Linked DNA regions of Homo sapiens: all the other regions are linked to region 2. Evidence: chromatin loops called from intact Hi-C (ENCODE). Cell type or tissue: heart left ventricle. All regions are shown on one strand. Region 1 has its middle 96 kb from the start of TMEM164. Region 2 overlaps TMEM164 (transmembrane protein 164). Region 3 overlaps TMEM164 (transmembrane protein 164).

Region 1 (8,000 bases), 240 kb after region 2:
TGACAGATGTATATGTATATGTATATGTGAATGTATACGCATCTCAGATGACTTCAGGGCCAAATTTAGAAACTCTGAAAATCCTCTTCACAGGCATCTCAAGAGCCTTTTCACCAAGACAAGGTAAGTGCCTGTCTTGTGTCATGCCTTTATTCTGGGAAGCCACATTAAGAGAGAATTAGTGCTGTGCAAGGGAGGAAATTGCTGTCTGAGATGGTTTTCAAACTGTACCTCTCAATTTCATAAATCAAGTCTCCCAAACACCCAAGTGAAGACATTTCAATTGATAGTCATTTATTCATTCAGCTTACATTTATTGAGCCACCAAATAGAATTCTGAGACTATTGTGATCCTATTAATAGACAACCACATATTTACAAAAAGAAATCTATCACCTAGTTAAGAAATATATACAGTACAGCTGAGCACAATCCAGATATAGGGAATTTCGGGAATCCCAGAAGTGTGCATCACTCCCATGCACTTCTCTGCAAGCTGCTCAAGTTAGAAATTTTAGTTGGAGTAGCTACTAGATGTATAGTATCAGATAACCTTCAGCAATTATTCCTTGTTGAATTAGCAGAGCAGCTGATAACTACTGTTTACCAGTAAAAAATATTATGTATGCAAATAAGTACTTGAAGGGCTTCAGAGAGGTCTGCCTTCAGAGTGACCAACCATCCTGGTTTGCTTGGGCCTGTCTTTTTGCACCAAAATCATGCATCCTGGGAAACCTCTCGGTCCTGGGCAAACAGGTAAAGTTGGTCACTGTAACTGCCTTAGAGTCTTCAGATGATTTATCCTGAGCAAAAGATCCACCATGCAAGCAACGCTGAAAAAGAAAAAAGTAATAATCTAAGCTGTGTTTGAGTGATTGCTAAATTAAACACTTTTACAGACCGCCCTCAAAACAATTCTACTAGGCAGATACTATTATTATTCCCACTTTGCAGATGAGGAAACTGAGGCACACAGAAGCAAAGAATTTGACAGAGATGACTTAGCTAGTAAGTGTCAGAAACAGGATTTGAACACAGACCAGTGTAGTGCTAAAGCCTGCATCCTCAAGCAGCATGCCATGCTTTCACTACTCAGACAGAGTGCTCACTCACAGCAGCTTTTGGGCTGTCAAAGTTCATCCCTGGTCCCAAGTAATTCAACAGGGGAAATCCCACGTTTTCAAAGATCTTGGTATTTCCTTAAAACATTTTGACGTAAACTTCAAGATCTTAGAAGGTTAGACAAATATTTTTCAAGATGTGATTTTCCATTTACTTAATTCTGAATCACATGGGGTGCTGACTTAAAGAAAAAAGAACACAAACTTAAGCTCTAATTCAGACCTATTAAATCAGATTGTCTGGGGATCCATATTTTCAACAGGTGCTCAAATTGACCTGGGTGCATAGTAGTTTGAGAACTACTGGGTTAGAAGTTTCTGAGAGATCAGCCAAGTTCAAAGAAATTAACTTCATTCACTTTCTCATTCTTGCTGTCTTCTTTTCCTTCTCTCACCCTACCAAATGTGAAAATATCCCCAAGTTTCATTATTCTGCCTTCTACATGGCCTTCTCTCTCTATTCTCTTCCTCAGAGGACTCCATTATTATCGCTGCCTAGTACATTATATGAGGAGCTGTGGAGACTTAGGTCCTACTTCCCATTGTGCCCTCAACTTTACAACATGGAGCAGGTCAGTTCCCCTATCTGAACCTCAGTTTTCTCACCTATAAAATGGTTGGAGCTGCGAATGTGCATTTTTAACAAGTTCCCCATACAATTTTAAAAAATCTCTTCTAAACTCTGAGAATCACTAATAAAAATGTATGGTAAATCCCTTCTTCATTGCAGCAAACTTAGTATCATGATCTTAGCTTCTCTTTTTCCCCAGGAGTATTTCTGTGCACTTTCACGTGCTGTCAGCTAGTGTGCTTAGATAATGTAAATTTATTTTATTATTGGCCAAGCACAAAAAAATCCAAAAGGTAAATATGCTGCAAAAAAAAAAAAAAAAAAAAAAGTGTATCCAGTTCATTTCCAAGCCAAACAGAGATGACTTTGGATTTGGCACAGTTTTAGATTACCTATGACTCTGATCTTCTCCATTAGAGTGAGTAATTGAAAGCTAGCTGTGTGTGCGCTTACAGAAATTATTTTAAATTGTTCATATTAAATAAATCTCAGCCTCTGGTGCTGTCTATAAGAAATAGTGGTAAGAATATTAATGAGCGCTTTCCCTAGAATGAGAATTTATAACTTATAAACAACCATGAAGGCTCCTGTTTTCATTCTCACAAATTAGGGAACTGATGAGAAGGGGCTTGCATTATTCAAGGCCAATGTCAGACAAGGGATAAGAACATTAGTTCACATTTACTAGGCACTTACAATGTATGTCTTAGTCTATTTTCTGTGCTTTAAACAGAATACCACAGACTGGGTAATTTATAAAGAACAGTGCATTTGGCTCACAGCTCTGGAGACTGGGGAGTCCAAGAGCACTGCACCAGCATTTGGCAAGGGTTATCCCATGGCAGAATACATCATATGGTGAGCAAGAAAATTGAGACAAAACTTATCTTTTTATCAGGAGTCTGCTCACATGATGACTAACCCATTCTCATGATAACAGCATTGATCCGTTCATGAGGGCAGAGCCTTCATGACTCAATTACCTCTTAAAGGTCTTACCTCCCAATACCGTTACATTAGCAGTTAAATTTCAACATGAATACAAGATTAATGTACACAAATCAGTAGCTCTCCTATACACCAACAGTGACCAGAGAATCAAATTAAGAATTCAACACCTTTTACAATAGCTGCAAAATAATAAAATATTTAGGAATATACCTAACCAAGGAGTCGAAAGATCTCTGCAAGGAAAACTACAAAACACTGCTGAAAGAAATCATAGATGACACAAACAAATAGAAACACATCCCATGCTCATGGATGGGTAGAATCAATATTGTGAAAATGACCATACTGCCAAAAGCAATATACATATTCAATGCTGTCCCCATAAAAATATCACCATCATTCTTCACAGAACTAGAAAAAAAATTCCAAAATTCATATGGAACCAAAAAAGAGACCATAGCCAAAGCAAGGGTAAGCAAAAATAACAAATCTGGAGGCATCACACTACCTAATTTCAAACTATATTCTAAGGCCAAAGTCACCAAAACAGTGTGGTACTGGTATAAACATAGGCACATAGACCAATGGAACAGAATAGAGAACCCAGAAATAAACCCAAATTCTTACAGTCAACTGATCTTTGACAAAGCAAACAAAAACATAAAGTGGGAAAAGGACACCCTTTTCAACAAATGGTGCTGGGATAATTGGCTAGCCACATGTAGGAGAATGAAACTGGATCCTTCTCTCTCACCTTATACAAAAATCAACTGAAGATGGATGAAGGACTTAAACCTAAGACGTGAAACTATATAAATTCTAGAAGATAACATTGGAAAAACCCTTCTAGACATTGGCTTAGGCAAGGATTTCATGACCAAGAACCCAAAAGCAAATGCAATTAAAAAAAGATAAATAACTGGGACCTAATTAAACTAAAGAGCTTTTGCACAGCAAAAGGAACAATCAGCAGAGTAAACAGACAACCCAAAGAGTGGGAGAAAATCTTCACAAACTATACATCTGACAAAGGACTAATATCCAGAATCTACAAGGAACACAAATCAGAAAAAAACAAACAATCCCATCAAAAAGTGGGCTAAGGACATGAATAGACAATTCTCAAAAGAAGATATACAAATGGCCAACAAACATATGAAAAAGTGCTTAACATCACTAATGATAAGGGAAATGCAAATCAAAACCACAATGTGATACAACCTTACTCCTGCAAGAATGGCCGTAATCAAAAAATCAAAAAATCATTGATGTTGGCGTGGATGCAGTGAACAGGGAACACTTCTACACTGCTGGTGGGAATGTAAACTAGTACAGCCACTATGGAAAACAGTGTGGAGATTCCTTAAAGAAGTAAAAGTAGAACTACCCTTTGATCCAGCAATTCCACTACTGGGTATCTACGCAGAGGAAAAGAAGTCATTATTCGAAAAAGATACTTGCACATGCATGTTTATAGCAGCACAATTCACAATTGCAAAATTATGGAACCAACCCAAATGCCCATCAATCAATGAGTGGATAAAGAAACTGTGGTATATATACACACGATAGAATACTACTCAGCCATAAAACGGAATGAATTAGCATTTGCAGCGACCTGGATGAGATTGGAGACTATTATTCTAAGTGAAGTAACTCAGGAATGGAAAAACAAACATCGTATGTTCTGACTGATATGTGGGAGCTAAGCTATGATGACACAAAGGCATAAGAATGATACAATGGACTTTGGAGACTTGTGGGGAAGAGTAGGAGGGGGTGAGGGATAAAAGACTACAAATATGGTGCAATGTATACTGCTCGGGTGATGGGTGCACCAAAATCTCAAAATCAACACTGAAGAACTTACTCATGTAACCAAACACCACCTGTACCCCAATAACTTATGTGAAAAAAATTTCAACATGAGTTTTTGGGGGAACATTCAAACTGTAGCAGTGTGCCAGGCATAGGACTCAATTCTTTCTGTGGAGTAACTCATTCAATCCTTACCCTAGGCCTATAAAGAGATATTACTATCCCTTCTTTGCAGAAGGAAATAAAGGTTCAGAGAGTTTCAGCAACTTGCTGAAGATCACATAGTATATAAGACATAGAGCCAGTCTTGAAACCTAGGGCTCTCTGGCTCTAGAGCCCATGCTCTTAACTGTGATACTATGGACCTGCTTGTGCACAGTCCTCCTCTTCTCACACTTCCTACCTACTAGTAGCTTCTGTCCCAGACCAATAGTGCTGGCAAATGAGTGGCATCAGATAAAGAGCTTTAGCTAGCTGCTTGTAGGCTAACTTTTTACCTTGTATCTAATAGCTGGGCTTTGTTCCTAAGACAAGTACACTTGGGGCCCAGAGCTTATCTCTCCCTGTCTAGCTACCTAGTTGCCTGACTTCATAACCTGCCCTGTGCCTCAACTTCTAAGGTTAAAAACCTATCTTTCTTCCCTGTCCTTCCCTGATTCTCCAATTTCCCTCCTTCTTTGGATGGTACTGCTCATCTGCTTAGACATTCCTAGATTCCTCACTGCTGCTCTGCTCATGGGATGAATGCCTTGTTAACTTAATTGTACTTCTTTGATGCTGACAGGACTAGAGCTGGTGTGTCTTTACATTTTCTGCACACCATAGTTTTTCCTCTTGCCTGGACTTTTCATCACTTCTACCCATTATTGCCATCTCATTTTAGGACGCAGGCTTAGCTTCAAGCTCTGGCCTGTCACTTCCTAAACTCACCCCATATGATTACATTTAGCCCTTTTGTGTTTAAATAGTCTTACAATAGGCTGTGGGCAAAGCCACCATCATTTTCTGTGTATTTTTATGGCAGTAGAGTGTTCCTTACTGAAATCTGCTGACCCAGAGGATCCTGTGATATACAGATAGGTAATGTCAAAGATGGAATGGACCTTCAAGGTCATTTAGTCCCAGCCTTTTACTATAAACAGAAAAACTAAGGCACAGAATGGGCAGGTGATTTTCCCAAGGTTAAATGGTGATAAGTAGTAGAACTGAGACAAGAACCTAAGGTTTCTATCCTCTAAACCAATGTTAAATATATAGACCACACTGGTGGTCATGGTCTATGGAGCTAGAGAGAAAATGTCAGATGATGCTTCTGTCTGAAACAAAGTTCCATGGCCCATAATGAAAGGATCATCCAAAACAGGATGTCAGCATCAAAGAGCCCAGAAGATAATATGAATCAAGGTAGTAGCTGAAAAACTTTCAGACACGGAGATCCTAAAATCAAGAAGGGGTAAGGGATACATCATTTTGGTTCCTCTGGGAAGCAGACGCCAAAAGATAGGAACAAAAGAGATTTTAATGGGGGTAAGACCAGTAAATGATAAGAGGGGATAGGAAGCAGAAGTAGGCAGAGAAAGCCTTCATACCACCTACAGGCATAACCATTGTAAAACAAGAGGGAGAAGGAAGAAGAATAGGATAAGAAGAGCCTTAAACTGTGATGCAGCTCTGAGAAATCTCAGCCAGTTCAACAGTAATCTTTCCCATACAAAGACTACCCACAGAGGCATCCTGCACTGGCCAGAAATGGTAAGCTCCATTCACCCCTACCTCAGTCATTGTGTGAGGACTGCCCAGAAGCATATGGGCTCAGCTCAAAAGAAGATGCAGATCCTAAAGATGCTACAGCTCTGGAGGCTGTCAGCTAATTGAACTCCTTGTGGCAGGTGTTCTCTTAAAGGCAGATCTGAGCAGCATACCTTCATGTCTGCTACAAACGAGTGGTTAGAATGTGTTTGAAGCACCTCCAACACTTTAATTGAGCTGAAACGAAACAATTAACACTATTACTCCTTGAGCTACTGTCGCTAGGGCTCAGGTCACCCTTTCAAGGGGAGGCGAAGTTTGGGTTTTCTGAGATTTGCTTAGGGGAAGGTCCTGGAAGAGAAAGATAGCAGAGGCTGGTATGCATAAAGAGTAAAAACATAGAATGAAGTGGGCCATTTCCTCAATAGTGTCTATCTTCACTAAGATGGTGCTGTGGCTGGGAGAAGGAGAAGCTATTTTTAGATGAACATTCTTAGCATATTGTTGGAAGCCTACTATATTTTAGGATCCATATAAATCCTGGAGTATGACAATAAATGATCATAATGATGAGGCACATGGTGATGTCATCTTCATGAATGCAAAAGTTAGGAATTCAGGATACCTTGTCTTGGCCTTAACCTAGACAGAAGTGTTTCAGAGAATGGCAGATATTAGCAAATGTGGACCTCCCAGATGTTCCTTCAAAGTATATTTGGGACTGGGCACTGTGGCTCATGCCTGTAATCTCAGCACTTTGTGAGGCTGAGACAGGTGGATCACCTGAAGTCAGGAGTTCGAGACCAGCCTGACCAACATGGTGAAACCCTGTCTCTACCAAAAATACAAAAAGTAGCCAGGCATGGTGGTATGCGTCTGTAATCTCAGCTACTTGGGGGGCTGAGGCAGGAAAATCACTTGAACCCGGGAGGTGGAGGTTGCAGTGAGCCGAGATCGTGCCATTGCACTCCAGCCTGGGCAACAAGAGTGAAACTCCGTCTCAAAAAAAAAAAAAAAAGTATATTTGAAGTCAACTATTTACTATAATAGAACAGGTCTCCTCTATACTCCATACCCATAAAACCTGTCCTAGACAGCTCAGGATATCAGTCTGCTGGTAATAGCACTGGACATCTGTCTGATACCTGTGTCAGATCACCTTGATATTTTAATTAGGGCTGGATGCATACATTCATTTAACAAACATGTATTGAGGGCCTATTCTCTGTCAGGTACTGTTATAAACACACACCAATGAACAAGAAAGAAAATGGCCCACTTCATTCTATGTTTTTACTCTTACAGACAGAAATCTTCTCCCTTAGAGCTTACTTTAGAGATGGTGGAGACCACAGCAAACAATCAAAATGACAAGGTTATCCCATAACGTATTAAGTGCTACAAAGAAGTAAAACAGGATAAAGTGATCAAAGTAATTGAGTAAGTATGAGTGGTGATGGGAGACTACATTAGGTAAGGTAAGTGTCTCTAAGATGGCATTTGAACAGAGACTATAAGCCAAACATTCAACAATCTCAAAGAAGAGCATTCCAGGCAGAGAACATCAAGGGAAAAGTCTTTATGGCTAGAACAAGTTTGTCTTGCAACAAGAACAACAAAAAAGGCTTAGGAGACTTCTGATCCGGACAAGATTGAGAAAACCCATTTCCCCCTTTTAAGACAACTATAAACTCTGAAAATGGCACAAGAGACAACCAAGCAGAATTCTGAATGGTGGTAAGGGGAAGGCAAACCAGTTTGTGACTCGTGGAGAAACAGTACAAAAGCAG
Region 2 (8,000 bases):
GTGCAGTGTTATTTACATTATCAAAAGATTTGAAACAACCTAAATGTCCATCAATAGCAGACTGAAAAAAATAAATTATGATATAGTGTTGTAACTTTGTGTTATGATTAAAAGCAAGAACCGTGGAACCATACTACTGGCTTCAAATCCGGGGACTGTCACTTGCTATTTGAGTACCAGTTTCCTCTTCCATAAAAGGGAGATAATAATAACACCTTCCTAACAGAGTTGTTATAGGATTAAATGAGTTAATGCATGGGAAAAGTGTGTGACAATATCTGGCATATAGTTGTCTTATGTCAAAGCTCTGCCATTTTTATTATACTGTATTCTATCATCCACACAATGTAATATTATGCCACTATAAAAAAAAAAGAAAGAAAGGGGGAGCTTCTTGTGGGCTCACATGGAAAGCTCTCCAAGAAATATTGCTAAGCAAAACAGTAACAACAGGATGGTTGTGTATTTGCTATTTTAGGATGAATGTCTGAAGAAGGGGGAAAATATTTTTAAAATTTACTTGTATATGCAAAAAAACAAACTCTGGGAGGATATACAAAAACCAAAAATAGTAGTTACTCGTGGAGTTGTAGCAGGGAACTATATGGATGGAGGGAAGGGACGGGAAATATATTTTTCACAGTATGGCTTTTTATATTTTAGATTTTTGAATTAAAATGTGTAAAATGTGCAAATAAGTTAAATCAGAGAAGAATCAATTGGTGAAGCAAGCTGATGTTATATCCCTTCTTCACATTTTCACAGGCTTCCCATAGCTTTGGCAATCAAGGCCAAACCCCTGACCATGGGTGACAAAGCCTTCATATATGACGCCAGCCTGCCCCTCAGGCCCAGTGTCATCCACTCCCCTTGTGCTCCCCATTGCCACAGTGCTGTTGTACATGCCATTTTGCCCATCTACAAGAAGTCACCTCCCCTAATCCTGTACTTGCCTAATAAGCTCCAACTCACCCTTTGGATTTCTATTTAAATGTCATTTCCTCAGGGAACTCTCCTCCAAACCCCCAAACTCAGTCAGCTTGTTTTGTTCTAAGTTCTCATAAGAGCATGTTCCTTTCTTTCAGAGTACTTATCTCAGTCATAACTATAAATTCATGTGATATTTGATTCATATCCATCTCCCCACTCCACCCCCACTAGCTTATAAATGTTATGAAGGACAGGGTGGTGTCTGATTTTTGCTTATCAGGGCACCCCAGTGGTCAGTCTGGATCCTGGCAGGAAGAAGGCATATGTTAATATATGTGAGATGAACGGATGCATTGCATACAGGAGGCAGGGATGATTCCCAGTTTTTAGCTGGGGTGATTGGATGCTGCTACTTGGCACGAACCACAAGAAGAGCAGGAGGGCTGACAGGGAAGATAATGAGTTTGACACAGACAGGTTGGGTTTGACATATGCTTGAGACATTTAGGTAGAGAAGTTGAGTAAACTATATGAATGTGACTCTCGTAAGTCTGAGCTGTAGACAGTGATGTAGCAGCCATAACTAGACAGACTAGTAGTTAAACCGTGAAAGCAGGCAAAACCATACCAGACAATTAGAATGAGATGTGAGCCTAGAACAGAACTCAACATCTCAGAGGAGTGAGAAAAAATAACCTGTGAAGGAGACTTGAGAAGACATGATTGGTGAGGTAGGAAAGCCAGGAAAGGGAGGAACTTTGGAAGCCCCGAAGCAGAGCAATCCAAAACGGAGTGATCAATACCATCCAATGCAACAGCATTCCGTAGGATAAAGACTGAGAGATGGTCATTAGATTTGGTCAGACAGACGTTGCTGGTGATCTTTAGAAGCACCATTTCTGTGAAAAGTCTGGTAGAGGGTTAGATATCAGAGTAAATGGTCTGAGGAATAAAGGGTAATTGAGAAGAAAACTCAAGGGCAGACCCCAGTGTCTCCCAAAGTTATGCACCATGTATGAGGTGATTTCAGGTGGCAAACAGATAAACATTTCATTTTTAATAGTTTTGTATATAAACTGTGTTAAAATAGATAACCAGTAAATCAAAGCCACAATCTCATGGATATTATGGGGCTTCTCTTGAAAGCGTATATATTTTAGTTAAAAAAAAAAAACTCAATAGATTTAAGGACATGTATTACATACATAATAACACACATGGTTACGTGGATAAGACAAAAATTGTCTTGCCCAAAGAACTAAATTTTAGAAAATGTTGTTTAGATTATTCTTTTAGGATGCTTAGGTGTGAAGGGAAGAGGGAAGACAGAGTTGTATGGGATTGCGAGAAAGTTTCTTAGAATGGGAAAGATTTGAACATCTGTATTGGCTGAAAAGCCAGCAGTGAAGAGAGGGTTGAAAATTCAGCTAATGGCCAGGTACAGTGGCTCATGCCTGTAATCCCAACACTTTGGGAGGCTGAAGTGGGAAGATCACTTGAGCCCAAGAGTTCAAGACCAGCCTGAGCAACATGGCAAAACCCTGTCTCTACACAATACAAAAAAAAAAAAAAAAAAAAAAAATGAGCCGGGTGTGGTAGTATGTGCCTGTAGTCCCAGCTACTTAGGAGGCTGAGGTGGGAGGACCATGTAAGCCAGGAGGTTGAGGCTGCAATGAGTCGTGATTGCACCACTGTACTCCAGCCTGGGTGATACAGTGAGACCCTGTCTAAAAAAAGAAAAAAAAAGAAAGAAAAAGAATATCCAGGTACATAAGTGATTAATTGATAGAATGAGGCTCCAGAGGTGGTAGCAGGGGTGGGAGCTAATCGCACAGGGATATTATTGGCCAGAACAGAATGAACACCATTTCTTCCAGGATGAGAAGGAGGAAGATAGGGATGGATGTGGGTAAAGAAGCTTGTAGAGGTAGAGAGAAGTGTTGAGGAAATTTCCATCCCAAAACCTCAATTTTCTCAGTCATTTGTGGGGAGAGGGGGGATCTATTGAGGGTGGAGAGAACAGAAGGTTTGAACAGAGTAGACAGGAAATTTGAGGAGGGTGGTAAAGATTTAGCACAGGACTTGTGAGGGCAATGTGTGGAGGAGCTGGCCATAGACAGAAAATAAATTGAGCAATGGTGTTGAGAGCACAATTATAATAGACATCATGAAATTTTCATGGCCCTAATCAGAATGGCTTGAAAGAGCTCCTCCAGTAGGCCAAGACTGGGCACACTGAAAAGGCATGGGACACTGATCCCAGTTGGAAGGGACAAGGGAGGTGAGACACTTTCAGGAGCTAGTGAAAGTTTCAATGATAGGTCATGGAGATACAAGCTGAATAGGAAGAAGAGGAAAGGAGTGGAGATTTGGGTCAAAGAAAGAACATAACAGGAGTTACGTTCTCACATAGAGGAGCTTTACGGGAAAACAAGGTCCTGGTGGCTGAAAAGAAGGGAATGCTGAGGTCACTGCAATTAAGAAGCCCAAACCTTGAGAAGCTGGGGTGGATGGGTGGTCCTTACAAGAAGTCTCTCAGGATGTTGGCTCAAATTATAATGGAAATATTGAGAGCTACAGGCCAGTGACTTCTAGGAATATAGGGGAAGGGACCAAGAGGTCAAGTGATGGTGGTGATGAAAAAAAAAGAGAGAGAATAGTAAAAGAGAAAGCCTTTTTCCCCTAACGTACAGATGAGATAGTGCTCTAGAAGAGACAGAGGGGGCTCTGCAGCATATGGGGCAGGGCAGAAAGAGCAGCCTCCATTAGAGGAAGCTGTAGGCAAGAGACAGGAAGGCTCTGTGCCCCATGCAGAGCTGCCGGTGGGGTTGGGAGTGGTTTGTAAGAAATATAGTTTGTTAATTAGCTTGATTCAATCATTCTGCATTGTATACATATAGCGTAGCATCACCTTGTACCCTACACATATATAAAAGCATAATTTGTCAGTATCTAATAAAAATTAAATTTAAAAATACTGTAACACAGAAAAAAAAGAAATAGAGTTCCAGAGGGCCACAGGCAACAAGTTTGAAGGAAAGGAAACAGGGAAATGAAGGGACAGGCCAGAGGAAGAAAAGAGCAGTGTGGATGAGAGAGGTCCCATGTACTGTGACAGTGCATAAGGTCTGCAACAATAAGGGATGAGTGGGTTTCCCACAAGGCGCCACCTACCCACCCACCCCAAACCATAGGAAGAGGCACTATATGCTCAAGCAGGACCTTGCCTTTCAGGAAAACAGGGTTCCTGGGCATGGGAGATACCTATAGGAGAGCTGTCTTGTACTGGGTAAAAATTGCTAAGCCATTTATTTCTACAAAATTACAAGCGACTTCTAGGGAACAGAAGCCCCAGACTCTCGGCTTTCTTGGTTTACAGAAAACTAATCTTCTGACAGCTTGCTTCAGATCCATTCTCCCTCTGCAAGGCCTAGGTCCAAGGCTTGGGATCAAAGGTGAAGAAATCCAGATGTTTCTCTCAATGCTCATAATTCCCCCCAAGTGAACAGCAGATGGCAGTAAAGAGCTGGAAAGGGAGATGGGAGATGAGCCCTCAAAATAGCTCAAAGTTGGCCAGATAGAAGGTACTGGGGCCCATCAACTTCTGCGGGGTGGTAGATGCTCTCATTGAGGTCCTGGAGTAAAAAGTCAGTTTGGTGAGATCACTCCACTGGTGCTGCAAGCTAAACCCTCACTGCACCAGGGTATCTATTGGTTATTAGCAATAACAGAGCATACTGTCTCTCATTACAGCCCTACTATCTCTCACCTCGCCACTTAGGGAACTGGGCTATCGGGAGGATCTGCTCTAAGGAGATACAATTATCTTAGAGTTAGCCAAGTCTTGAGGATGTGGCTTCCTGGATTATTCTTTTGGAGGGAGGAAAGATGGCTACTTGGTATTTTCCATGTCAGACCAGTCTAACCCAGCTACCTGACAGATTTTTATGGTGACCTTAGAGTACAAATATGTTTAAATAACAGCCATGCAGATTTGGCTAGGACTTCCATCACACACCTCAGAAGCCAGGAACGATGAGTAGCAGGGTTCTGAGGCCCAGGAACACCTATCTGCCTGGTTCTATTCAGAATGTGTGTATTTCTGAGACTTAATATTAAGAGGCTGTTTCCTGTGCCACAGGGGACAGACCTGAGAAATGGCACAAGTCTCCTGGATATTGGAACTTCAGACTTTCCTTAAAGCCTCGTGAGGAAAATAGTGCTTTTACAGCAAATTAAAAGGAAGTGTTTTGGGACATCGTGAGACCCCAAGTGGCCGCACAGGGTAAAAGCAGTCTCAAAGAATATTTAGGCAAGTATGGAGAACTGATAGAAATCAAGGCATAGGAGGCAAATCTCTGGACTATAAGTAGACTCCATCCTGTAATATGTTCCTGGGTTGACCAGTCCTTGGGGCTATCTCACACCAGATCTTAAGATCTGCCGGAATGCCTGATTTAGAGCATCCACGCATAAGCCAAGAAGCAGCAGTGCCCAGCAGAACTCCCAGACTATCTTCCAGTGAGCTCAAGGGCCCATGTGGCCTCATGCCACTTTCAGTATGGTAGAAATGAAACCCTTGCTGCCTGGAGTGAGGTAGGAGCAGAAAAGTCTCAGCAACTGAGATAGAGAGGCTGGGGCTAAAACTAAAAGAGGATGACTTCCAGTCACAGGGCCTTTCAGAAAGTAAAGAACACTGAGAAGGAGTGGCTCTCACAACAAGCCTAGATGGATAGGCACCCCTTTCCTTTTGTCTGTTACACAATAGAGGGAAGGGATAATCTAAGGGTCACTGAGAGGTTACAAATAGATCAGCTTCCTTTCCAGGCTGCCTCTACCAGGTTGGTGGTCTCTCCCTCTTCACCAAATGAAGGTTTTCAGTGGTTTATTTTACATGGGTGACCACCACTCTTTCACCTGCCTCTCCCCTCAATCCCATAATTGCCCTGGTCCCCGGACTTCTTGCCCCTTACAATATCTTCTTTTGTTCTTGAGGGGACCGAGTGCTTTACTCTCTCCTTCTATCCCACACTGCACATTGAGGCAGGGGGAAGGCACAAGTACAAGAAGGTGACAGTGTGGGGGGCTCCATGCAAACACAATGCCACCATCAAGAACCCAAAGCCCAGGCCCTGTGACAGACAGTCAGCAGCACCATAGTCACCCAGTGAAGGGTGGGTCTAAAAAGTCCCCAGACCCCTTGCAGGCCTCGTCCATTCCCATCTCCCCACTTCCTGGTGCCCGGCATAAATTATGTTGAAGAAACTCAGTCAAGCGGCAGCTGAAGATCCTGGGAAGCACCCAAGAGGCTGTGACTCCCAAAAACAGAAGGGAGAGGTTAGGTGTGGGGGTTACATAGGAATGTGGTTTGCTGGCCTTACCTCCTTTCCAAAGCAGGTAGATGGGTACCACGTAGAGCATAACATGCTGAATGTAGTAAATCTCCAATTCAAAGGGGAGCTGTGAGGATAGGAGGGAGAGAAGTGTTTTAGAGCAGGAAGCATTCATTTCAACAGAGTCCAAAGTTGACCTCCCCTGCTGTTCAGGACCCATATTTCAGCAATCCCATGCATTTCACCAATTCACTTCTCTTTACAATTGCAGGAAAAAAAAAAGAACAAAATGAATATTCTTCTGATCTAGATCAGGATCTTCCTAGATGTCTTTTGTAGAGAAGGTACTTGTAAATGCTCCACTAAGAAAGTTTGGTTAAAAATTTAGGAGATGTAGTATATAATATATCCCCTTGGTGGTTTCCCATGTGTATTATTGGAATATGAAGGACCTGAGTGGCCCCTACAGACAAAAAACATGCCATTGTTTATCCAGTGTTCCCCAAACTTATTTAGCAAGTGATTCTTTTTTTAGTAACAGTTTGTATTCTGCAAAATACTTTAAGAATCACAACCTTATGTCACTTCCTGCTCCTGGAGACTAGACGGTAGACTATTTACAAGTTTATTTCTCATTTGACATGAAGAATATATGGAGTAGAATTATCCCCATATTCCAGATGAGAAAAAAAAATGATTGCTAGGTCTCATAGGGTCTAGATCCAAGAATAAACTTTCCCCATTGGATATTTGGGTGTCAGCCCAGCATTAGCCCTACTTTTGAGTTTAGACCAAGCTTCTGGGCCAATTTTGGCACAGCTTACCAAAAAGAATGTCCTCACTTTCCCTACATCCAACACACCCACTCACTCGCTCCTGTTTCCCATCTCTCTCAAAATGGAATCTCTGTATTCTCAAAGCAGAGCATGTTTTGACCTGCCACAGCAGCCCTGCTGTAGAGCTTCGCAGCGGGCAGAGAATGGAAACAGTTGGGTGGCTAACTCAATTCTGGGGAAAAAAGAACTTTGGCAGCTGACAAGAGGCCTAGCCTCTTGGGCTTACAGAATCTCTAACATACACACACACGTGTACACACACACACACACACACACACACACACCCCAAAGTATGCCAGGACAGACAAAGGCACCCAGGGGAAAGGGTCAGCTGCCTCCCTGTTCCCCACAGGGCAAGCACATAACCAAGACTGTCTGCTAATGAGAGGAGGCAGTTACAGGCTCCCCAGCCACAGGAGCCCAGGTCTGTCTTATGCCAAGGGCTGAAACCAAGAAGATGGCAGAGCTCCCAGAATGGGAGCTGGGACAACTGTGGAGGCTGGACACAGACGTTGGCTCTGGCTCTTAAAAATAAAAATCCACACGGAAAATAATTTCCCAGGGACCCACATGCTGCTCAACTATTACTTTACACTCACCAAGGGAAATGTAAAAACTGAGAAAAGGAGGTAAGAGTCCAAGTATCACTGTAGACCCCAGCTGGAAAAGGTCATGAAATTGGACACTGGGCATTATCAGCACAAGGTAGCTATGGAGAGGCCTGAGAGATCTACACTGGACCCTCACAGTAATGTGGTCTGAGATCACTCTAGTATCTTAAATTTAGGTACTGCTTTATGCTTTTCAAATGATTTCACATCCACAATCTACTCAATGTCTCAAAATACCCAGGAAGCAGACAGGTAAAGTATTATCCTCAATTGACAGATGAGGAAACTGA
Region 3 (8,000 bases), 100 kb after region 2:
TTTAGCTTTTGGGCTTACGATGGTTTTAATTAGCCACAGGGAGAAAAAAAGCCATCCTGATGTGGGACTCCTGAAGTGTGTCCTACTGAAAGCCAAATGGAGAACTGAGGAATGTCATCCTCTCCACCCAGTCATGTACCTACCACAAAAATCCAACCCTCAGTCCCAAGCTTACACATGGAAAAGCACTGCTTTCCCTCTTCTCCAGGGGTCTACAGATATTTCCTCCTTGCATGTCATCAGATGGGTCTTCCTCCTAAATGCCTCTGAACTTTACTAAGATGATCCATTAGGCCAGGGGTCCCCAACCCCCAGACCACAGAATGGTACCAATCTATGGCCTGTTAGGAACCAAGCCACACAGCAGGAAGTGAGTGCCAGATGAGTGAGCATCATCACCTGAGCTCCACCTCCTGTCAGATCAGTGACAGCATTATATTCTCATAGGAGCATGAGAGGGATCTAGGCTGCATGCTTTGGATATAGGTTGCATGCTCCTTATGAGAATCTAATGCCTAATAATCTGAAGTGGAACAGTTTCATCCTGAAACCATCCTCCCCCACCCCCCACCTCAGTCCATGGAAAAATTATCTTTCACAATACCTGTCCCTGGTGCCAAAAAGGTTAGAGACTGCTGCATTAGGCCGTATGCCCTTTAATCCAGTCTTATGAAAGATTCCATTCTATTCTGAGCAGCAGAAACCCCCAAGAGTCACAATGAGAAGGCAAACAATATTAGGCAACAGGTATTTAAGGTACAATGCAATTTTTAATAGCTGAGGCAGGGCCCCAAATCAAATGATCTAAAGGCCCTTATATCTCTATAAGAACTACATAAAACTACTTCTAATAACAATAATAACAACAACATTTATCAAACCACATGCTTATCAATTAAATGGTAAATGGTATAGAAAACTCTAAATGGTATTTTTAACACACTAGCAGAGTGATTTTAGCAAATCGCATAATCAAGAAATACCTACTGAGTATTCAGTTATGTTCTACACTCTGTACAGATGTGGAATCCCAGAATAATGAACAGCCATCTCTTATGTCTAAATTCCGTAAGCAGCGCCATGGGTAAGCTGTACTCCCCTAGCTCCTCCTCTCCAGGCCCAGCAAAAATGATCCAAATCTAAATTACAGAAGGTATGTTCTGCATTACTTCACTCTCCTATTTCCCTCTATATATCACCAGTAGTGACCCTGATCAAATGATTTGAGACTGCTACAAATAACCCCCAGGGTAAGTTATTCCAATGCATTCAGACTTTATTTACAGAAATGTATACCTCTGGAAGAAAATACCATTGCCTGGAAGTCAGAAGGCCTAAGTTCTAATTCCAAAACAGCTGCTATGGACTTGGAAAAAAAAAAAAACTTGGCCCCTCTAAATCTCAGGGTCCACATCTGTAAAAGAGGGCGGGAACCCCTGGACAACATCATTCATTTACCGGCCATATCATTATTAAGAACCTACTACTTGCCAGGCACTATGCTAAGTGCTGGGCATACTACAGTGAGTAACACAGACATGGTCTTTGTTTCTGTGGAGTATTCAGTCTGGCAGAAGGGAAGATAAATGACATAAAGCATACAAATCACTCTATAATAAAAACGATGATCAGAGCTTTGAGAGCTGTAACACAAAACACCAGTGAGAAGGGATAGGCAAGAGGAGAAGGCTCCAGGCAGAGGGAAGAGCATAGCTAAAGGCTTAAATGACCCAGAGGTTACAAAGATGCGTTCAGGGAACTTAAAGTAGTTCCTTTTGCCTGGATAGTATAGAGGTTACAAAGATGCGTTCAGGGAACTTAAAGTAGTTCCTTTTGCCTGGATAGTATAGAGTGCCAGAGGAAACATGGTAAGAAATGATACTGGAGAGATGAGCAGAAAGGTCAGCTCACACAAAGCCTAGGAGACCTAGAAAAGGAGTTTGAATTGTTCCCTCCAACAATAAATCCCTATGATGCTGCTCAGAGAATGAAGCTGGGATGTATGCCTAGGATCACAGGTCTGAACCCTGAGGCTTTTCCCCATCAAAAATATTTTTAGGCATTCTGGTAAGGGGCTGGTGGGGTTGGACTTCTACTCTACTTCACATTAAATAGGCTTTTGCCAGCTGGTCTGGGAACCTGAACCACAAGAAGAATATTGTGTCCTTGGGAAAATGCAATCTGAATTCTAAATAGACTTCCAAAGAAACTTTTGCAACAAAATCCATTCAGCACTTGTTGGGGAATGTCTGGAAAGCAATGAAACACAGGACCCTGCTTTACTCCATAGAGACAGTTTTTGAAAAAAGACTCAACACTATAATCAGACCAGAGACTATATAGCCAGACTCTTAAACACAATATCCTCATTTTGATTAGTAGGGTTATATTTAGGTACAACCATTGAATGGCATTATGCAGTGCCTATTAGATATTTAAATTACCACAAAACCCCAAATATGTTGGGGATGACTAGCTATTTTCACTCTAAAGAAAGACAATGCAGAAATGGAGAAGGTGGTCTCTTTAGAAGGAAACACGGATGCAAGCCAAGTCTGTAACTTAAACACAATCTTCCTGTGTCTCTGCCCAATCAACTCTTAATTATTCAGGCATTAATTCAACAAATGTTTGAGTGTTAAGTGTCATCTAATTTAGCATGCTGGCATCTCTATTTTTCTTCACTTTCCTTTCAGTAGACAGCCTTTAACTATCTGCACTTTGAAAAATACCTTCTGACACCTGGAATGCCCCACTTTCCTCTCCCCACCCACTCACTTGCTCTACAAATAGTGAGTGAAAGAGAAGGGTTGATAATTTCCCAGAGCTACCCTCCAAATCCCCTCAGGCCATTTTACAGAGTAGCCTTTCTCAAAGTTGAGAGCACATAAATATCACCTGGAGGTGGGTGAGTTAAAATTCATATTTCCAAGCCAAGCCATTTCTGTCCCCCACTCCAATATCCGGACTCAATAGTTCTGGGATAGGGCCCAGGAATTAGCATTTTTCCTTCAATGGATTCAAGGTGGAAGGAATCAGCATTTTTAAAAAGCACACATGGTGACTCTGATGCAAGTGGGTCAAGAACCATACTTTGAGAAATGCTATTGTGGATATTTTGGCTAGCTGAGTCCCAAATCCTGAACAAAGAATGGTTGCTAGTGGCCCAACATTAAACTCAGCCAACAAGAAAGCTGGGTGGCACTGACAAAAGGGGGTACAATAGATGGGAGAGGAAACTAACAGCCTAGTCAATTGCCCCCAACTCTATTTTAGTTTTTTAAAAGATCCCATATTTTGACTTAAATCAAGCAAATGGCATTGCTGTTCCAGCAATCTCCTAGTGACACCAGAAGAGAAACTCAAACAGGCAGCATTTATTAACAGAAAGAAGGTATAAAAGTAGAAGAAACAATGTTAATTTGCTTGGCCCCATCCCACCTTTTTTCAGCCTCCTTACCTCTCCTGCTAGTTGTTTCCATTTCTGTGACTGGATGCTGCTGTGGCAGAGAAGAGAGGCCAAGGTGGGGCAGTCTTCTATCATTCACATTAATGCTTTCCTCTATTACATGAATAATCAAGAGTTGACTGGAAAGAGGAATAAGCAAAAGGCAAATACTCTACTGAGAGGTTAAATAGGATAAAGAAGGCCCCCTGTTGGTTGAGAGCTGTGAAGTGATAAATGAACAGTCAGGATCCCTGCCTCTTTTCATTCTCACTGTTTGCCAGGAACACGGATTCAAAGCCCATAACGTCAGCACTGAGCTTGACAGAAATAATCAGGTATCTGTGTTTTTCCACTGTTCCCCGTAATACCTAGAATAGTCTTCAGCACTTCATGTCAGCCTTAAATGTAAACCAACTGTTGTTGACTCAACCCAGAAGTCGATTGTAAAGGTAGGAGCCTAGATCTGGTCTGATAATTTCCATTGTGGGAAAACAGAGTCTCATTCAAGCTGGCTCAAGAAAAGGGAGGTTTGTGGAAAGAATACAGGTATCCCATTTGAATCCTAGGGTAGGATAAAGCTGGGCCTCAGGAGAACTGGAAAGTGGTTCTGGGTTCATGGTGTCTGTAGGAAACAGCTCTTCTGTCTCTCAAGGCATCTCTGTTCCTCCCTTGCAAGGTCCCTCTGTTTGCTCATGGTTTCTGTCCCTTCAAAAAACTAGCTAGGACATGAACTGTCATGACTGCTCCACTCCCCATCATCTTTTGGCTCTTTTCCGTTACAAACTGCCTTAGGCTCTCAGCTTCCCAATTCTAATTTCCTAAGAGAGGAATACAAAAGGCCCAGCTCTCAGCTCGTCAAGCCCATGTTACCTGCTAGGTGACAGATGGGCTGTCTTGGTGACAGGTGGCCACTCAGTCCAATCAACCTAAGCCAGGGAGGCAGGGTCTCTGGCACAGTTCATGGCTGCTGGCACCTAGCACAGCTGGCACAGAGTGGTTTGTCTGAGATATGGACCAGAAGGCATAGTAAAATACATACGATACAAACCTGATCCTTAGCATGTAATTTGAAAGATAATGACATGTCCATTCATGAGCTTCAAACACCCATAATCTTTCTTATAAAGGATAGTACCTGACCCCAACCCTAAAAACTTAGCCCCCTTTACCCCCATTAAATTAACTTCTTTAAACTGGTAAAAGAATCTAAATATGTCATATTACAGAGGAAACACCATTCTGCCAGCTCCCTGGGGTAAAGAGGGAAGGATAAGAGAGTGTAAGGCAGACAAATCCTGATAAACTGATACCACTGGCCTTTAGCCCATCTCTCTGCAAGCGTTCAGTCAGTTTGCTTTACACCCTATGATCATCTTATCCTCCTCTAAGTTTCTCCAAGTGCCATGTGAGGTCAGTGTTCAATGTTAACTAGAACAAGGCAAGCAGCATCACAAACCAACAGATGGCAATTGAGAGCTTATCATTCTTGGATTATTTCATTCCCTGGAGTGATACATGCCAGAGAGTAAAGCAAGCTATTTTGACAGCAACCTAATAACAGCTGTCTTCTTCCACTTCTTGGCTAACTCATCCCCCAGATAGCCTTCTTTTCTCTTATCAATTCCCTGTTGCAACAATAATAAATGCCACACCTGATGGAGTCATTAGGCACTTTCCTAGTGACAAGTGCCTAGGACAGAGGAGAAAACAAAGAAACACTGACAACCACTGAAAACTGACATATCAGGCCAGGCATGTCAGCTCATGCCTGTAAGTCCAGCACTTTGGGAGGCCAAGGCAGGACGATCATGTGAGCCCAGGAGTTCCAAAATAGCCTGGGCAATATAGTGAGACCCCATCTGTAGAAAAAAAGTAAAAAAAAAAAAAAAAAAAAAAAAAAAAAGCAAGGAATGGTGGCAGTCCCCGCTACTCAGGAGGCTGTGGTGGGAGGATTGCTTCAGCCTAGGAGTTCATGGTTGCAGTGAGCTATGATCACGCCACTGCACTCCAGCCTGGGTGACAGAACAAGACCTTGTCTCAAAAACAAACAACAACAACAACAAAAAAAAAACCTGACAGATTATCACAGCAAGAAAACATGATGGTGGCCATCTCTCAAGATGAGGAACAGATGAGGGGAAATTAAAAGGTTGTATTTCCTGGAAAACAATGTTTCCCAAACTCAAAGCAGGGCCTACTGGAGATTAAGAAAGATTCCAAATAGAGTTTCAAAGACCAGGGCTGTAAAGCCCTAAAGACATGTGAAGGAATTTGATATGTAGTCTTATCTCTCAATTATCCCTGACTAGCTTAGTTTGAGTTTTCCTGTAACTCTTCCCAGTGCTCATGGATTTTCGTCTTATGGTTTCAGGTAAGTTATAGTAGCCTCTGGGGGGAGAAATGGAAAGTATAGTGCCTCTATTGTTGGTACCCAACAGTAGTTTTCAACCTTTTTGTCCCATGTGCCACCTATCATCACTTCTTCAAAATAGCCCTTCAAAATCCCTTACATTTCCTTCACACAAGGGATATTATGTAGCTGTTAAAATGAATGAAGCAAAGCTGTTAAAATGAATAAAGTAGAGCTATACACACTGGCATGGAAAATAGCCTAACTATATTATCAAGTGAAAAGAGACTCAGATTATAAGGAATCATCCCATTGTTATTTTAAAAAAAATGTGTAAAGAAAAAGCTCTGAAAGAATAAATGCTAGTTGTTAATAATGATTATCTCTGGCAGATGGGTTTATGGGGGACTTTCACTTTCTATTTTTGCCATTTCTCGCTTGCTTAAATTTTTCTTACAACACATGCTTTTTTTGCAACGAGGAAAAGGATATTTTTAACCCCTTACAGTTCTTTGATATGTGGTACCACCACAGCTTTAGTTTTCAATTCCAATTTGAACAGGATTTAGAGAGGCTGGAGGGTACAAAGTAACACAGAAGCATCCCTGGGGTTAGAAGAAAGTAGTCTACTCTGTTTATAGTAGTCAACATTCAGTAAGTAAATTCCACTAATGGGATAGAAGACAGTGCAGTAAAGAGATCAAACACATGGGCTTTGGAGTCTGACTTCAAGTCCCAGCCTACTACTAACTTATTCTACATTTCCTCCTCTATTTACTAATAATATCTATTAATACTTGGAGCACATCTAGCATATGATGTGCTCAACAAATAATTATTCTTGCTTTTATTGAAGGAGCTAAAGTGTTGTAATTGAAAATTATTTAGTTATGTCTAATTTAATTTAAATAGTTTCAGTGTAGACACTGTGATAAATATGCCTCTGTGTTAGTTTTATTCTACACCATAGGGTGGTGAGTTAACATTCTGTTGCATGCTGGAAGCCCAATAGCACTGGCTAGAAAGAGTTGATTGTGTACATCTCTTCCCAACTCCTTTGCTACCTTAGTGAGGGGTCAGACTGGTAGCTTGGAATTGACCATGGAAATTGGCAAATGCCATAAATCAGAGCTTTAAACATTTACCACACACCATTGTTAACATCTGAAGACCCCTAATTGAGAATACAAACTCCAGGGGTGATATTAGTTAGCAACTGAAATTTCTAATCAAAGCCTACAATCAAGAATTCCTGCAACTCAGCAACAAAAACCCAGTTTTTTCAAAAAATGGGCAAAGAACTTGAACAAACATTTCTCCAAAGAAGATATACAAATGGCTAATAAGCACATGAAATAAACTTCAACATCATTAGTCATCAGGGAAATGCAAAACAAAACCACAATGATATACCACTTCATACTGCTAGGATGGCTATAATTTTAAAAATAGAAAATAACAAGTGCTGGTGAGGATATGTAGAAATTGGAACCCTTGTACATTACTGGTGGGAATGTAAAGTGGCCAGTTGCTGTGGAAAACAGTTTGGCAGTTCCTCAAAAAGCTAAACATAGAATTACCATATGACCCAGCAATTCCACTCCTAGGTATATACATACCCAAAAGAACTGAAAACAAGGACTCAAACAAATACTTGTATGCTAACATTCACTGCAGCATTATTCACAATAGCCAAAAGGTAGAAACAACCTAAATGTCCACTGACAGATAAATAAAATGTGATCTATACATACAATATAATATTACTCACCCTTAAAAAAGGAACAAAGTTCTGATACATGCTACAACCTTGAAAACATTTTGCTAAGTAAAACAAGCCAGACATAAAAGGACAAATATTATATGATTCCACCGATAACAGGTTCCTAGAATAGGCACATTTATAGAGACAGAAAGTAGAACAGTGGTTACCAGGGCCTGGGGAAGGTAAGAATTGGAAGTTATTGCTTAATGTGTACAGAGCTGCTGTTTGGTGTGATTTAAAAAAAAAAAAAAGTGCTAGAAATAGGAGTGGTGGTTGCATAACATCCCAAATGAAATTAATGCTACCGAAGTGTACACTTAAATATGCTTAAAATGGCAAATTTTGTATGTTATATGTATATATTTAACTAATTTTTTTAAATGTAGTATATGAAAACCACTGAATTACACACTTTAAGTAGGTGAATTTTATGGTAT

What was found. A loop is a pair of places that touch in the nucleus more often than their neighbours do. Peaks named below come from ENCODE experiments on the same cell type or tissue, not always from the same donor. Only the 100,000 strongest peaks of a DNase experiment are listed, where the experiment ranks them.
Region 1: a loop joins it to region 2, with 7 times the contacts of the local background. A loop is called at or near these places in 80 of 110 quality-filtered maps.
Region 3: a loop joins it to region 2, with 5 times the contacts of the local background. A loop is called at or near these places in 10 of 110 quality-filtered maps.

Annotation. Positions count from the first base shown.
Region 1 is chrX:109,903,018-109,911,017 of GRCh38, reverse strand. No RefSeq gene overlaps it. Among named protein-coding and RNA genes, the nearest start is that of TMEM164, 96 kb to the left of the region's middle. In heart left ventricle, no CTCF peak of the experiment used is centred here; no DNase peak of the experiment used is centred here.
Region 2 is chrX:110,143,188-110,151,187 of GRCh38, reverse strand. It overlaps TMEM164 (transmembrane protein 164), which reads right to left. Exons shown (of 7, transcript NM_032227.4): 5 at 6,312-6,390. Among named protein-coding and RNA genes, the nearest start is that of MIR3978, 65 kb to the right of the region's middle. In heart left ventricle, CTCF peaks have their summits at 4,432 (motif pointing right) and 5,209; no DNase peak of the experiment used is centred here; H3K27ac peaks cover 1,848 bases.
Region 3 is chrX:110,041,945-110,049,944 of GRCh38, reverse strand. All of the region lies in intron 2 of TMEM164 (transmembrane protein 164), which reads right to left. Among named protein-coding and RNA genes, the nearest start is that of MIR652, 9.4 kb to the left of the region's middle. In heart left ventricle, a CTCF peak has its summit at 3,660; no DNase peak of the experiment used is centred here; H3K4me3 peaks cover 2,681 bases; H3K27ac peaks cover 6,510 bases.